4 separate regions of the Homo sapiens genome follow, and regions 2, 3 and 4 are each linked to region 1. A link is a contact called in ENCODE Hi-C or POLR2A ChIA-PET data. All regions are on one chromosome and are shown on one strand. Each heading gives the region's core, a stretch centred on a gene start or an enhancer-like site at or near the end of the contact. The rest is flanking DNA. Distances are from core to core; before and after follow the strand shown.

What was found. A loop is a pair of places that touch in the nucleus more often than their neighbours do. ChIA-PET counts read pairs that join two places held with the same protein, here RNA polymerase II (POLR2A). Pooled maps may share reads with other maps.
Region 2: a loop to region 1 is called in a pooled map, with 7 times the contacts of the local background. The contact joins the promoter of BLNK here to the promoter of R3HCC1L in region 1. A Hi-C loop is called at or near these places in 1 of 37 single-sample maps with no recorded cell type and 6 of 50 pooled maps. POLR2A ChIA-PET finds 5 or more read pairs at or near these places in 1 of 52 experiments (activated B cell).
Region 3: a loop to region 1 is called in a map of CD4-positive, alpha-beta T cell, with 5 times the contacts of the local background. The contact joins the promoter of TM9SF3 here to the promoter of R3HCC1L in region 1. A Hi-C loop is called at or near these places in 2 of 168 maps with a recorded cell type or tissue (CD4-positive, alpha-beta T cell and naive thymus-derived CD4-positive, alpha-beta T cell), 2 of 37 single-sample maps with no recorded cell type and 11 of 50 pooled maps.
Region 4: a map of CD8-positive, alpha-beta T cell shows a loop between it and region 1 (9-fold over the local background). The contact joins the promoter of LCOR here to the promoter of R3HCC1L in region 1. A Hi-C loop is called at or near these places in 4 of 168 maps with a recorded cell type or tissue (CD4-positive, alpha-beta T cell, CD8-positive, alpha-beta T cell and naive thymus-derived CD4-positive, alpha-beta T cell) and 13 of 50 pooled maps.

Annotation. Positions count from the first base shown.
Region 1 is chr10:98,133,171-98,136,480 of GRCh38, reverse strand. It overlaps R3HCC1L (R3H domain and coiled-coil containing 1 like), which reads right to left and starts at 1,824. Exons shown (of 10, transcript NM_001351015.2): 1 at 1,775-1,824. RefSeq lists enhancers at 1,126-1,265, 608-1,397.
Region 2 is chr10:96,269,852-96,273,161 of GRCh38, reverse strand. It overlaps BLNK (B cell linker), which reads left to right and starts at 1,593. Exons shown (of 17, transcript NM_013314.4): 1 at 1,593-1,810. The coding sequence starts at 1,764. RefSeq lists enhancers at 439-538, 2,648-2,697, 2,728-2,847.
Region 3 is chr10:96,585,456-96,588,765 of GRCh38, reverse strand. It overlaps TM9SF3 (transmembrane 9 superfamily member 3), which reads left to right and starts at 1,754. Exons shown (of 15, transcript NM_020123.4): 1 at 1,754-2,032. The coding sequence starts at 1,931. It overlaps LOC105378443 (a long non-coding RNA gene), which reads right to left and starts at 1,702. Exons shown (of 3, transcript XR_946220.4): 1 at 423-1,702. RefSeq lists an enhancer at 587-646 and a silencer at 1,525-2,094.
Region 4 is chr10:96,830,586-96,833,895 of GRCh38, reverse strand. LCOR (ligand dependent nuclear receptor corepressor) reads right to left here and starts at 1,598. Exons shown (of 8, transcript NM_001346516.2): 1 at 1,497-1,598; 2 at 417-490. It overlaps LOC102723665 (a long non-coding RNA gene), which reads left to right and starts at 1,438. Exons shown (of 1, transcript NR_135921.1): 1 at 1,438-3,264. RefSeq lists enhancers at 1-358, 359-1,074, 1,075-1,789, silencers at 536-775, 816-875, 916-1,635, 1,646-1,695, 1,716-2,015 and a cis regulatory region at 3,051-3,250.

The DNA.
Region 1 (3,310 bases), core at 575-3,074:
TAAATCAATTTCATGTTTAGATTGGGGTCCCATCCCAAAGATATCTAACTATGTATATGCAAATATACCAAAATCTGAAATTTGAAACACTCTGGTACCAAGCATTTCAGATAAGGATACTCCAACCTGTAGTAAGACACAGCACCAGGACTTGAACTCAAATTTGCTCGAATTTGTACACTAAGCTAATGCAACTTACTGTCATCCTCTCTTGTTTTTTGGACCATTTTCAAGTATTCTTCAATCAATAAATTCAGAATAAACACAGACTAAAAATACCTAACTACACTTTCTTACCCCTTTAAAAATTAATCGCAGAGGTCGGGCACAGTGGGCACAGTGTCAAACGCCTGTAATACCAACACTTTGGGAGGTCGAGGCGGGAGGATCATTTGAGCCCAGGAGTTAGACCAATCTGGGCGACATAGTGAAATCCTGATTCTACCCAAAAAAAAAAAAAAAACTGATTGCAGAATTAGCATTCTCTGTAAGGGGAAAAATAAGACAATAAGCAACTTGCTTAGTCTCAAAGCTTAATGTCAAAAAAAATTAAACAGATGGGATATTTGGCTATTTATATTCTGAATTTCAACTGTGACACAAGACACAAGACCTGCTGGGGACAGGTATTAGTTGTAGTACAACCATATCTGAGGAACGTTTACTGCTTTATGCTTGTACCTGTGTGATACTGAAGGAAGGTTATAACAGCAAGAGATAGTTGTGTGTGCTGAGGAAGAAGAGTCTAAATTCTGGTGGGCCTTAAAATCCAGATGAAGTTTTAAATTGACTCCACAGGTGGTAACGCCCTAAGGTCACCTCTTCACTAGGAACCTGGCATAAAAACATCTGTATGGTTCAGATTCGTTTCCAAAGACACTTTCCCCCTATTTATTAACTAATTTGATCTTCGTATAGACATGAACCTGGTTTTAAAACTCAACTGACCTAGACTGGAGACTGGGGGATGGCAAGGTTATACCCGAAACATACTTTAGAGTTCAAAGCTTTCGCAGGAATATCACTTCTGCTGAAGCCCACAACCCTGGAAGGCCGCAGGGCAAAGAACATTAACCCCACTTTTCAGACAACGAAACCGAGGCTGCGCTAAACAGACTACTGTACAAAAGATCACAGGTCCAGCCAAGTGGCGGACTGAGACTTCCCCCAGGATATCAGACTCCAAATCCTGTGCTCCTTCCCGTACACAACTGAGAGGGGGCTGCACTCACAAACTTTAAAGATCGGACTTGGGGTTTTTCGCAGGCCTGCCAAGAAAAAGCAGGAAGTACATGCTCCTTTATAGATTGCTCACTCCCAGCCCGTAGCCCGGGGCTCCCGGGCAGCGGAGGAGGCTCAAAGGCGAGGCTCGAAGCGAAGCCCGGAAACCGCCGGCAGCCCTGGGGGCCCACGGCCCCGCAGCCCCGAGGGGGTAACCAGGGACCCCGCTCAATACCTGTTGAAACCCAGAAAAAGCACGTCCTTTCCGCCAGGATCATTTGGGGCGAGCGCCCAAAGCGAGCACGAGCCCCAGTGAGTGCAAAAGAGCCCCGGGAGGGTCCCTCTCAACCGCGGGCCCGCAGGGGTCAGAAGGCGGGAGCTTCCCAGTAACCTCCGCCCCAGGCAGGGGGCGGCCCCTCGCGTCACATGAGGAAAAAAAATACCAGCAACAAACGACGGAATGGAAGTCTTGTCCCGGGCTGTGAAGGGAGAAGTGGGGATTAAAAATCCTAGCTTGAGGTACAGAGGGAGGGGATACGGGGCTGGTTGTTACCGGCGCGCTGTTGCTCTCCGCTTCCGCCGTCTCCGCGAAGCTCTATCTCTTCCGCTCGCGCCGCTGGGGCGCGCGTCAGGCCTCGGCTCCGCCCCCAACGCCGTGGGGCCTTCTGGGGGTTGTAGTTTCCGCGAGGCCCGGCCGCGCCCACTGAGTTCAGGTCACGTAGGGGAGAAGCTGGCAAAATGGCGAGTGCCGGAGAGCATTTCTGCTCCTGTCCCTTCAACCCTTCCTCATTCCTCTCGGCTATATACGTGCGCAAATCTCCTTACATTCCACTCAATTATACCATCTCACTTCCTCCGTTCACAGCCAAGTTTTTTGAAAAAGATAATCTACACTGTCTCTACTTGCTCATCTGTGTTCACTCCTCATCGCAGCTTCCGCCCCCATGGAAAATGCCTTGTTGTCATAAGTGTCCTTGTTGCCAAACTCATTGGAGGTATTTCCGGACTCATCTAACTCAAGCTTTAGTCATTTGACGCTATTGGGCATTATCACTTATTTTCTATGACACTATCCAGGTTTTCCTTCTCTGAATTCATTCTACTTTGTTTCCTCTAACTTACCTCTAAAATATTGGTGTTTTCCAGAGTTCTTAAAATTGGGGTGGGAGAGGGGACACTCCAGTCCCTTCTCACCTGAGCTCATTGTTTGTATTCCCAACTTCCTAGACAAGACCTCTCCTCATCCATGCCCACAGGCATCTCCAGTGTCCTTGAAAAGTGAACTACTGGGGCCAGGAACAGTGGCTCATGCCTGTAATCCCAGCACTTTGGGAGGCCAAGGCAGGTGGATCACCTGCGGTCAGGAGTTCGAGACCAGCCTGACCAACATGGTGAAACCCTGTCTCTACTAAAAGTACAGAAATTAGCTGTGCGTGGTGGTGGGCACCTGTAATCCCAGCTACCCAGGAGGCCGAGGCAGGAGAATTGCTTGAAGGAGAATCGCTTGAACCCGGGAGGCGGAGGTTGCAGTAAGCCAAAATTGCACCACTGCACTCCAGCCTGGGCAACACAGGGAGACTCCGTCCCCCAAAAAAAGAAAAGTAAACTACTACCCCTCCTCCCTACTCATTAATATTCACTCTTTAACCTGATTCCTCCTTTCTCACTTCCTCTTCCTCCAATATTCAAATGGTCACCAAATCTTGGAGATTCTATTGTAGCAGGACGAGCCGCAGACAAAACCTCTCAGACACCAAGTTGTAGAACGAAGGGCTTTATTCAGCTGGGAGCATCGGCAAGCTACTGTCCTAAAATCCAAGCTCCCCGAGTGCACAATTTCTGTCCCTTTTAAGGGCTCACCACACTAAAGATTTCACATGAAAGGGTCGTGATTGATTGAGCAATCTGGGGTGTATGTGACAGGGGCTTCATGCAGTGGTAGTCAGAGTGAAACAGAACAGAGTACAATGTTCTTCCATACAATGCCTGGAATCTATGCTAAGTCATGAGTTGATTTTTAACTACTAGGTTTAGGCCAGGCAGGCCCAGGCCTGGTTTCAGGTCTGGTTTTGGGTCTGGTGCCTGGTGC
Region 2 (3,310 bases), core at 344-2,843, 1.9 Mb after region 1:
CTCTCTTGCTGGCCTGGCCAAGTCAGTGTCCTGGCCAAGCAGAAGGGCCCCACCCTTCAACAGCTCTGAAGATTCTGCTCCTAAACATCTGGTCAAACCAGAAATTCATAGGCAGTGATGAATGTGAATAATCAAGGTTACCTGGAAAAAGACAGAACATCCATTTGTGCAAAGAAGAGGCACAGGAGGGAAGAAATCCATCCACGGTTTCCACCTCTACCACTGCCGCTGTTCCTTCTCCCCCTCCTCCTCTGTCTCCTCCTCCTCCGCTTCTTCTTCCTCCTCCTCCTCCGCTTCTTCCTCCTCCTCCTCCTCCTCTTCCTCCACCTCCTTCTCCTCTTCTGTCTTCTCCTCTTTCCCCACTGTCTTCAGCCAGATCTTGGGTCTGCAACAGGAGAGGTAACTGAGAGCTCTTTACTTTGTCCTGCTGTGTATTCTGACCCAGGAGAAGACTGGTTCCCTTGATAAATGTTGGAAACGTGTACTTTATTCCACAAGGGTGAGCAGGGCATTCTCAATGGCTGCAGAAAAGTGTGTCCAGGTACAAAAGGTCACTTCCCTCCCATTTTCTTCCTCCTTGACCCTGGACTGCGGGCTGCTCTTTAAACAACAGGTAAATCAGCATTTTTCAGATTAGGCAGAAGGAAATATAAAGTCTTCCAGGAGGGAAGTAGAGTTCTCTGAATAGGTTCAGCCCCTACAGGTATGGCTCCCTCCTCCCAGCCTCACCCCACCTGTCTGACCTTGAGATGGCCTCGTGTCTGGCGTGTCACTGGGTGTGATGAGCAAGTGGTGGACAGGACAGAAAGAGGCAAATGCAAGGAGGGGAATGGCATTCTGCTTTTAGGACTTCAGAATGGCCTGATGTAGGAATTGCATTGTTGTGAAACTGTTAGATTTGTTCTCATCTGACTTTTGGGTACATCCTGGTTTGTTTGAAAGCATCTGGCTATCGGCGAGGTAACTCCTGACTCTATCAGGCAATAAGGAGGCTGCACATCTGACGATAGAGTTCATCTCCCCTTTCCTGAGTCATCCATCCCTACCCCCAGATGAACAGAGAATTGCCCATCCCATTTTAAATAGAGCTCCAGAAAAAGAGATACTCTAATTCTCTGAGTAAACTGTTACCACCATGCCACTGACAACCTGATATTTATTTTTAAACGTATTGCCCGCATCGGGGGGTAGGAAAAAGCACAAAAATGCCATTTTTATATAATGGTTCTATAAGTAGAAAAAGCTTATCCATAACTTTATGCAAATAAGCAGAAAGTCTCCAAGAGAGGTTCAGATGGACTTGATTACTCTGCTTTTCCTTGAGCCCAGGAAGTTCCCAGTTATAGCATGCACCTGCTGGAAACAGACTATATGTGTTTGGGACAAACAGGAAGTAGTGACCAGCCAGAAACTTGTCCTAACCTGGTTACAAATCTGATTGTAAAAGAAAGCAGCTGGAAAGAAATTTGCCTGCCCAATAGGTTTCATTATTAAAGTTTACACAAAGTGGAGTAATCACCAAGCTGGCTGGCTATCCAGATCACATGATTATGTAGAAACATGAAACTTGACTATGTGCTCGGGCAAGTTTTACTTCTCCCTAGAGCAGGGGTGTTTGCCAGCAGCCTGCACTCTCAGAAATCAGACTTGAGTGGCCGGAACCCTTGAGACCAGAGGCTTACCATGCTGCTCCCTAGGAGGGCCAGGAACTGCTGACGTGACCACTGGACAGTTATTCGTGTCTCTTACAATTACCAAACAGAATGGACAAGCTTAATAAAATAACCGTCCCCGCCAGTCAGAAGTTGAGGTAAGATTTTCCCCACCCAATACCCTTCTTCATCTCCTTTTTTTCCCCCCAGTGCTCTTATGGCATCTCAGAAATACTGAAATCCTGGAATGCTTTGCTAGTTTCCAGTGGGTGGCACTTACTATAGGGAAGTGGACTGAGCTTTTAGGGAAAGCATTGGGTGGCACTTGCTATAGGGAAGTGAACTGAGTTCTTAAAGAAATGTGTAGGAACAAGAGAGACTTGCTTTAGCTGCCTCTTACAATAAAGTGTAAAGCTCTGGAAAGATAATAAAACAAATGCCAAGGGCTTAGATTCTACTGAAGGTCAACTTTTAGAATCTGAATGCAACCAACTTTTCTAAGGAAGGGTTTCTCTAAACTGAGTCCTCACCCATTTTATTGCAGGTTACTATTTAATTTTAAGGATAGCTGTAATCATTTGTTATTCATTGTTTTATTGTCTCATTTATTTTGTGGGTGTATATGACAAGTGTGTTTGGGGGGATTAGATCTGTCTTTCCAATGCCCTCATGTCAATGTAACAATATCCATAACAAGCCTCTCAAAAAGAATAAACCAGAAGCGGCCCCATGGGCGTGAGTCAAGGAGCTATGGAAAAGACAACTTCCCCAAATTTTGCTTTTGAAGGTCTTCTTTTTGTCTCATTGTAATGGCATCATGGCTTTCAGAGACTGGAACTTTTAAAGTTCTGGGAGTGCAGTTTTTTTTTCACATTTTTTAACAGTTTTTTTTTTTTATTATACTTTTAAGTTCTGGGGTACATGTGCAGAAGGTGCAGGTTTGTTACATAGGTATACACATCCCATGGTGGTTTGCTGCACCCATCGACCTGTCATCTACATTAGGTATTTCTCCTAATTCTCTCCCTCCCCTAGTCCCCCACCTTGACAGGCCCCGGTGTGTGATGTTCCCCTCTGTTCAGGGAGTGTTTTCTATTCTGACTACATATTAGAACTTAGCCAAATGTTCAGGGGGTGATGTGACACATGTAGCAGACAAGTAATCACAGATAACAATGAGCCAGAGAATTGAAGCTTTTGAGACAATATTTAAGAGAAAGTCTGGATTGGCAGAGGGACAACCCTTCACAGTAGAATACAGGTCTTATGCCTAGGAGGTGCTTGGTAAAAGGTAATGTGAAATGCATCAATGATCTGGGATCAGTAGGCAACATCAGCTGTGTTCAACCATTTCAAGAACATGCTGTTGAGTGCTGCTGTGTGATCAGCACTGACGGGACAAGAAGGCACCTCATTCTTGCCCTTGGTCTCAAATAGCTACACCCTCATGAGGGGCGGGGGTGATACAATGGAAGCTGTAAGCGACAGAAGGAATGTAAGAAGAGACTTAGAGTAGCAGGAGGAGGTTTCATAGAGAAGATACTTTTAAGAGGTAGGCTTTGAGAGGTGGGTAAAATTATAAAATACTGGAGAATTGGAGGAAACATGTTATGTGCTGGGAGGGAGGAAATACAGAGGCTGTCACTCAAAGCTTAACA
Region 3 (3,310 bases), core at 505-3,004, 1.5 Mb after region 1:
GAAAGGATAATATCTAAGGCACAAGGTGAAGCAGAGCATGCCAGATAAAGGGAGTATAAAGAGCAAAGGCACAGAGGTGTAAAAATATATACGGGTGAATGCAGAGCATAGAAATTGGTGGAAGGTAAAGTTAGGGAAATAAATTAGGGATAAAATAGGCAAAAATTTGGACTTTATCCTTTAGCAGGGAACTTTTTTTCTGATTACATAGTTAGCACATGCTCACTGTAAAAAATAACCAAACATTTATAGGCATGTACAAAGTAGAAAGTTAACCACTGATAGTAGTTTGTTATAATCTTTCAGATTGTTTTCTATGGGCAGACTAACATATTGCCATATAAAATGAAGTTAAACTCTTATTTTCTTCAACTTGAAAATTTAACAGAACCTCTTGGTTATCATTCCATGCCAGTACTTACCTATTTCCTTTTTTTAAAGTGGCTGTATAGTTGGTAAATCATTACCAGCAAAAAGACCTATTATGGAGCCAGACTGAGTGGGTCTGGTGTTTCAGCAAGCCACTCAAGCTCTCTGTGCTTCAGTTACCTCATCTGTAACAGGAACATTTTCACCGTACCTGCTGCATAGGGTTTCTGTGAGAATTTAATGAGCCAATATCGTTCAGAATAGTGCCTGGCAGATGAACGCCCTCGTGGTGACTCCATGATTTATTTACCTAACATTGAAGAACTGTTTTAAGCAAGGGAGTGAGCGATATAATCTGGTTTCTTTTTAGAATAAAAAAAACATCACCCTGGCACCTGTTGGGGATGTTAAACGGGAGGAAGATCAGTCAGTGATGGATATCTTCTTGTGAGACTCTTGCAATACATAGTGATACGGAAGACTGGTTGGTACTGGCAGAGGAAGGAGAGGAAAAATAAACTCTTGAACCACTTTTAAGAGACCAAATGCTAGAACTTGTTGACTGCTGATGGCTGAGAAGAGACAATCTGACAAGTTCGAGATTTTTGGCTTAGTGGCCTGTGTAAATGGTGGTGCCACATTCGTATATTTTTTTTTTTTTAAAGATTTTTTGTTTCAGTGTCTACTACGGATCTGGCACTGTTCTAGGTACAGGAAATACGGAAACAGGATCTCTGCTCCGAGGAGCTTACACTCCAAGAGATATTTATGACTGGGAAGAGGAGACCCAGAAATAGTTAAGTAAACACATAAATGAACAAGAATGGCAAGCTAACTTAGCATGTCTTGATTGAACAGTAGGGGTCCAGTAAATATTCAGTAACTTTAAAACATCCAACCCTGTACGAGTTTAACAATCTCTCCTAACGGTGATTACAGGAGCCCGTGATTCATTCACAGCGGCAGACGAGCGCCAGGAAAGGGTTATTTGATCTGATCCCTCAAGTTCCGGAGGCAGCAGGTCAGACGATCGGCCCCATTTGGCAGCCAGGAAAAAAGCTTAAGCATTTTGGCCAAGGTTACACAACCCGAAACACCGGGACGCGGCCCGGAGGCGGCTTCGGCCTTGCGGTCCAGGCTAGGCCACTGCGCCGGGGCCCAGCCTGCTCGGCGCCCGCCCGAGTGCTCGGCAGGCCCGTAGCGCCGCGGCTCCCAGGAGCCGAGGGGCAGCCGGCGCGCAGGCGGCGGTTGCCGGGCCCTCCCTCGGCCCGGCGGCGGTGGCGGCCCCGCGTCGCGAGGCACTTCCGGCGCGTGCCGGGGTGGCCGGATGACGTGGCTGAGTCAGAGGAAGAGGCTGAGGAGGCGCGGGGGGCGGGGGAGGCTCAGGAGCGGGCGGTGACGGCGACGGCGGCGGCAGAGGAGGCAGCGGCTGGGCCGGGCCCCGTGCGTCTGTCCGCGCCCCGTGGATGCGAATCGGCCGCGGCGGAGGCGGCGGCGGCGGAGGAGGCGGCGGCGGGAGGAGGAGTCGGTGAGCCGGCTCCGGGCCGGAGGGGCGCGGAGGATGAGGCCGCTGCCTGGCGCTCTTGGCGTGGCGGCGGCCGCCGCGCTGTGGCTGCTGCTGCTGCTGCTGCCCCGGACCCGGGCGGACGAGCACGAACACACGGTGAGGCGCCCCGGCCGGCGCGGCCGCCCCGGGCTAGCTCCCCAGTTGCCCACTGAGGCAGGCCCCACGCAGCCTGGAGTGCCCGGCGGCCCGGTGGTGCCCCACTGCGGCCCGAGGACTCCTTCCGGTTGGGCCTGGCGGAGCAGGAACCTTGGGAGCGTGGAGGAGGCATTTCCGTGCGCTCCCGGGACAGGGCTCCGCTCCCGAGTGACAGGGTCTCCTTCCCCCGGTCTGGGCCTCAGTGGCGCCGCACCCCAGGGTCTCGGGGTTCCTGGGACCCTGGGGCCAGGAAGGAGCCTGGGAAGGGTTGAGGTTCATCCACCGCGGGAGCGGGGCAACGGGCAGGCTGGGCTCGGGGCTTTTGCCCCCCAGGGAAGGAGACTGCCTTCTGGCTACTGAGGGCTGCGACGCCGAGGAAGATGGATGCATCGTGATTACCCGGCAGCCACTAACCAGGAAATATCCTACACTTTATGGTCTCCTTTGGCTTTTATCGCCCGCTTCTGCCCAGACCGGATTAAAACCCTGGGGTGGGGCAGCATTAATAAACTTGAATTGAAGAGCAGTTTATACTTACTTGTAAGTGCACCCAACCTACACGCGTTCAATTCCTAGGCCTTTCTTGTAACTTTCTCCTCACCTTCCAGCCCCTAAGTGAGACCCCCATCCCGATAGTCTCTAACTAAGGCAGCTTCTGACAGTAAAGGGTCTTGACGTTTCCCAGTCTTCAGGTCAGGGCCAGAAACAGTCCCTTTTGCATTTGGCCTAAAGGTGATTGGCAGTTTGTTTAATTGGTATTCTCACATCAAAACGTGCATGTGAACGACTCTTCAAATGGCTTTCACTTAGGGCTGTAACTGTGGTTTTCAGAGTGGTAGACTTGAGCAAGGCAGGAAGGTCAGGTAAATTGAGAGTTTGCTTGACGAGTAATTGTTTTTTATACCTTTACCATTAATGATAGGAGTTTCTATGAGAGACTGTGTTTGTACTAAATCAGAACGATCTGAGGGAGTCTTATGTCATTTCTGGTAAGTGAGGAAATGAAGCAGTCGTCCTTACCTATTTAATGGATCCGATTTTATTTGTAATCAACAAAACTTTTCGCTGGATCCTTGGCTAGCTGGGATCTTATTTTAGCTAATAAAAGCTCTAAACTTTTGACTGTTCTACCTTCGGTCACAGCCAGAAACTTCTTACCTGTGTAGGTATGTATTTCTTTAGAGACACAAATCTCGAATTGGTGACATGTTTTTGTACTGTACTTGTGGTGTTTCACCT
Region 4 (3,310 bases), core at 349-2,848, 1.3 Mb after region 1:
GTCTATTAAATCAGTGTCTGTTCTCCCCCTCGCACAACAAAGAGAACTTCTCACCGCATGAAATTGCCGCTGAATGGACACCAGAAAGCAGGATTTGCATAATTCCTTCCAACGAAACCCTGTCGGGAAGGAGGGAATGAGGGGCCCAAGCGAACGGATAGACTCTCCTAGATTCTGCCGGGAAAGACCTGGTTCCCAAGAATATTCCCCTGGGGGAGAAGGGGCTGGAATTCTGGGCCTCCCCGAGGACTGGGCGTGGGGGACAGCGGACGACGAGAGGGCATCTCCCCACACACCAGCAGCACCGAAGCAAAGACGGGGAAGTAACAATGCTGGAGGACAGGAGAGTCAGACACAAGGATGGACTGGGGCTAGGGGGCGGCGGGCGGAGCGGAGACACCACACGGGCCACTTACTTTTTGGAGGGGGGTTAAATATATGAGTTAAGCCCTTATGGTCCCGCCGGCCGCCGCACAGAGGGAAACGGGACCTTGGGAGAGAAAAACAGACAAAACACACAGTGTGAGAGGCGCAGCTCGGCCGCCCGGCCCCTCCCGGGGCGCCCCCGTCCGCGCTCCCTCCGGCCCGCAGGGAAAAAGCCACCCGAGGGCGGCCCAAGGTCCGGGAGGCGGGGGGCGGACGGGGCATTCGGGCGAGGCTGCGGCTCCGGCCAATCCCCGGGAGGGGACGAGAGCGACCCCCGCCGGGGCTCCTCGGTCGGACCCGGTCCCACCCCCTCCTCCCGCAGCACGACACCGAACACAAATACGCACACACCGACCCGTGCGTCGAGGATTAACTCCCCGGCCACCGCCGCCCGCTGAGGAAGTGCAGCCGCTGCCCCCCGCGGCCATGACACCCCACTTGGCTCGGTCAGGCGCACCCGGGGACTGTGACAGCTCCAGCTCCCTCCGCCCCCATCTCCACCTCACGCTTCGCACACGCCCGAGCGCCGGGCGCCCGCCTGCAGCCCGCCGCGCGTGCACGCAGACCCGGGGGCGCGCCCCGCGCGTGGGGGAGGGGTGGCGCAGGAGGAGGACGGCGGCGGCCACAGCGCGGGTGGGGGCCGAGCACGCCCGCGCCCCTCGCGCCTCCCCCAGTACAGCGGCAGCGCCGCGAGGCGAGTCGCCACAATAAGCCGGCGGCGGCGCCGGGGCGCCGGGCCTGGAGCGGGAGCAGGGGCGGGAGCGGGGAGGGAGGGGAGCGAGCAGGCGGGGATGGAGAGCGGGAGGGGGAGGAACCCGCGCTCCCGCCGAGAGCCAGCCCCGGGGAGGCGCGCGGAGGGGAGGGGCCGGCGCGCGCTCGGCCGAGCAGGGGAGCCCGCCTGGAGGTCGCGCGCGCTCACACTCCGGGGGGTGGGGGAAGGGGGGACGCTCGAGCCAAAGAGGGCGGGCGGGCCGGAGCAGCAATTGCCACTTCCCCAGCTTCCTCCCTGGTCTGGGGCGACCGGCGGCGGGGCGGCCGGAGGGGCGGCGGCGGTCGGCGGAGGGTCTCACCTACACAGTGAATGAGCTTGTGGCGCCACGAATCCAGTTCTTGCCGAAAGCCGCGTCTCTCAACGGAGCATTGCTGCCGCCTACACACCCTCGCCATCTTCTGCCGCCCGCCCGGCCCAGCCTCCGCCGCGGCCCCGCGCACGCCCAGCCGCGTCGCCCGGGGCCGCGCACGCACCCGCGGCCCGGGCGTCGCGCCTCCTGCCGGGGGCGGTGCGGGGGCAGGGCCGGCCTCACCTCACCGTGGCCCCGGCGTGGCCCGGGGGCGGCCTGGGCCCGCTCACCCGCCCCGCGCGCCGCCCGCCGGGCTGCGATCCCGCCGTCCTTCTACGCGGCTGCCGCCGCCTCTGGCCGCCCGGGACGGCGCCTTCCCACAGCCGGAAGTCAGTCCCGCTGGCCCCGCGCCGCCTTCGCACTGTCCCCCAAGGCCACGGCTGCCCCCGCCCTCCCCGGGGCTTTTTGTTTTTTACGCCAGCCCCATTTATCACTTCCAACCTGCCTATCGCCCGGCACCAACTGTTGCAAGTTCCGTAATAACTGCTGCTATGAACTTCTCCGTCGAAACTGCTCCTCCCCAGAGCCTGTTTAAGAAGCAGAAATAAGAATAAATTCCCGGATGCCGGTGGATGCACTGACCTCTAAGATTTTCAAAGGTGAAGTGGATACACGTTATTAAGTCATTGGGAGACATCGCCAACATTGGGAAACCTAGTAAAAAGTGGAAATCGAGCGTTTTAAATAAAAAAAAAAAAAGGTTTCTACTAGCAAGACTGATCGTAGGCGAACTTCTCAAGGAATTTTGGAATATTGTGCCAAAGTGAGAATATTTAATATTTCCAAAAGTAGACTTAACTAGGAATACTTAAAGCAGAGACTATTGGAAATGCTTTAATTTGGGATTTCAGGAAAGGGCTTGAAGAGAAATATTTTATATGAGCAAGCCTCTTGGAATAATTGAATCACCTTAATTTTGTCACTGTTACTTCGAAGAGAACGAGAAGAGAGAAGATGGGAAACGAAAGGAGAAAGGGAAAAGAAATGGGGTGGAAAGAAAAAAGCAGAAGAGATCGCCCTATACCAGTAGGCCTAGTACCCTAGGATTCTGGCCTCTTTCTCCCACCTTTGGTGTTTAAGATTAAGGACAGTGCATTCCTGCTTTTAGAAATTTAAATTTAAGTTTGAAGACTTAATTTTAATTACTGTAGTAGGTAAAGCAAAGTCGTTAAATACTTGACATCAGGATCCCATTGGAGTATTGATTTAGGTCTTTTCAAAGGTGGTGGTCCTGGTTCTCTGCACCAGCCACTGGCGGAATGGCGGAATGGTGTATCTACCAATGAACAGATGGACTGGGTGGGCCTCGGGTACGGGTGGCTTGAGATGCAAATGCAAGGGTAGGAAGGCACCTTCCCCCCCACCACTCCCAGCCCACCCCGCCAATCTTAAAACATTGATCTTTATAAAATTCGCAAACGTCCCACAGGATTTCATTGGCTTAAGAGTATTGTCAAATGAAGACGCCAGGAAGTATTGAGTTTCTGGGTACATAATACTGTCCTGAGTGTTGAAGGAAGAGGACTAATACGAGATTTTAAAAAATGGCTGTGGACAACCATCCTTCAGGTGTGATGGCAGGACATCTTGTATCACCTGAAACTTCCTTTTTTCGCCGCTAGGTGGTGGGTGTGAGTCTTTTGCGGCCTTTAAGTTTCTACGGTGTTTGGAGGAAATACGTTTCAGTTTCAAATAAATGAACAACGTGTAACTCTAAGATGAGTAAATAATCAATGTGTTTTCCAACCACCCCAAGTTAATTT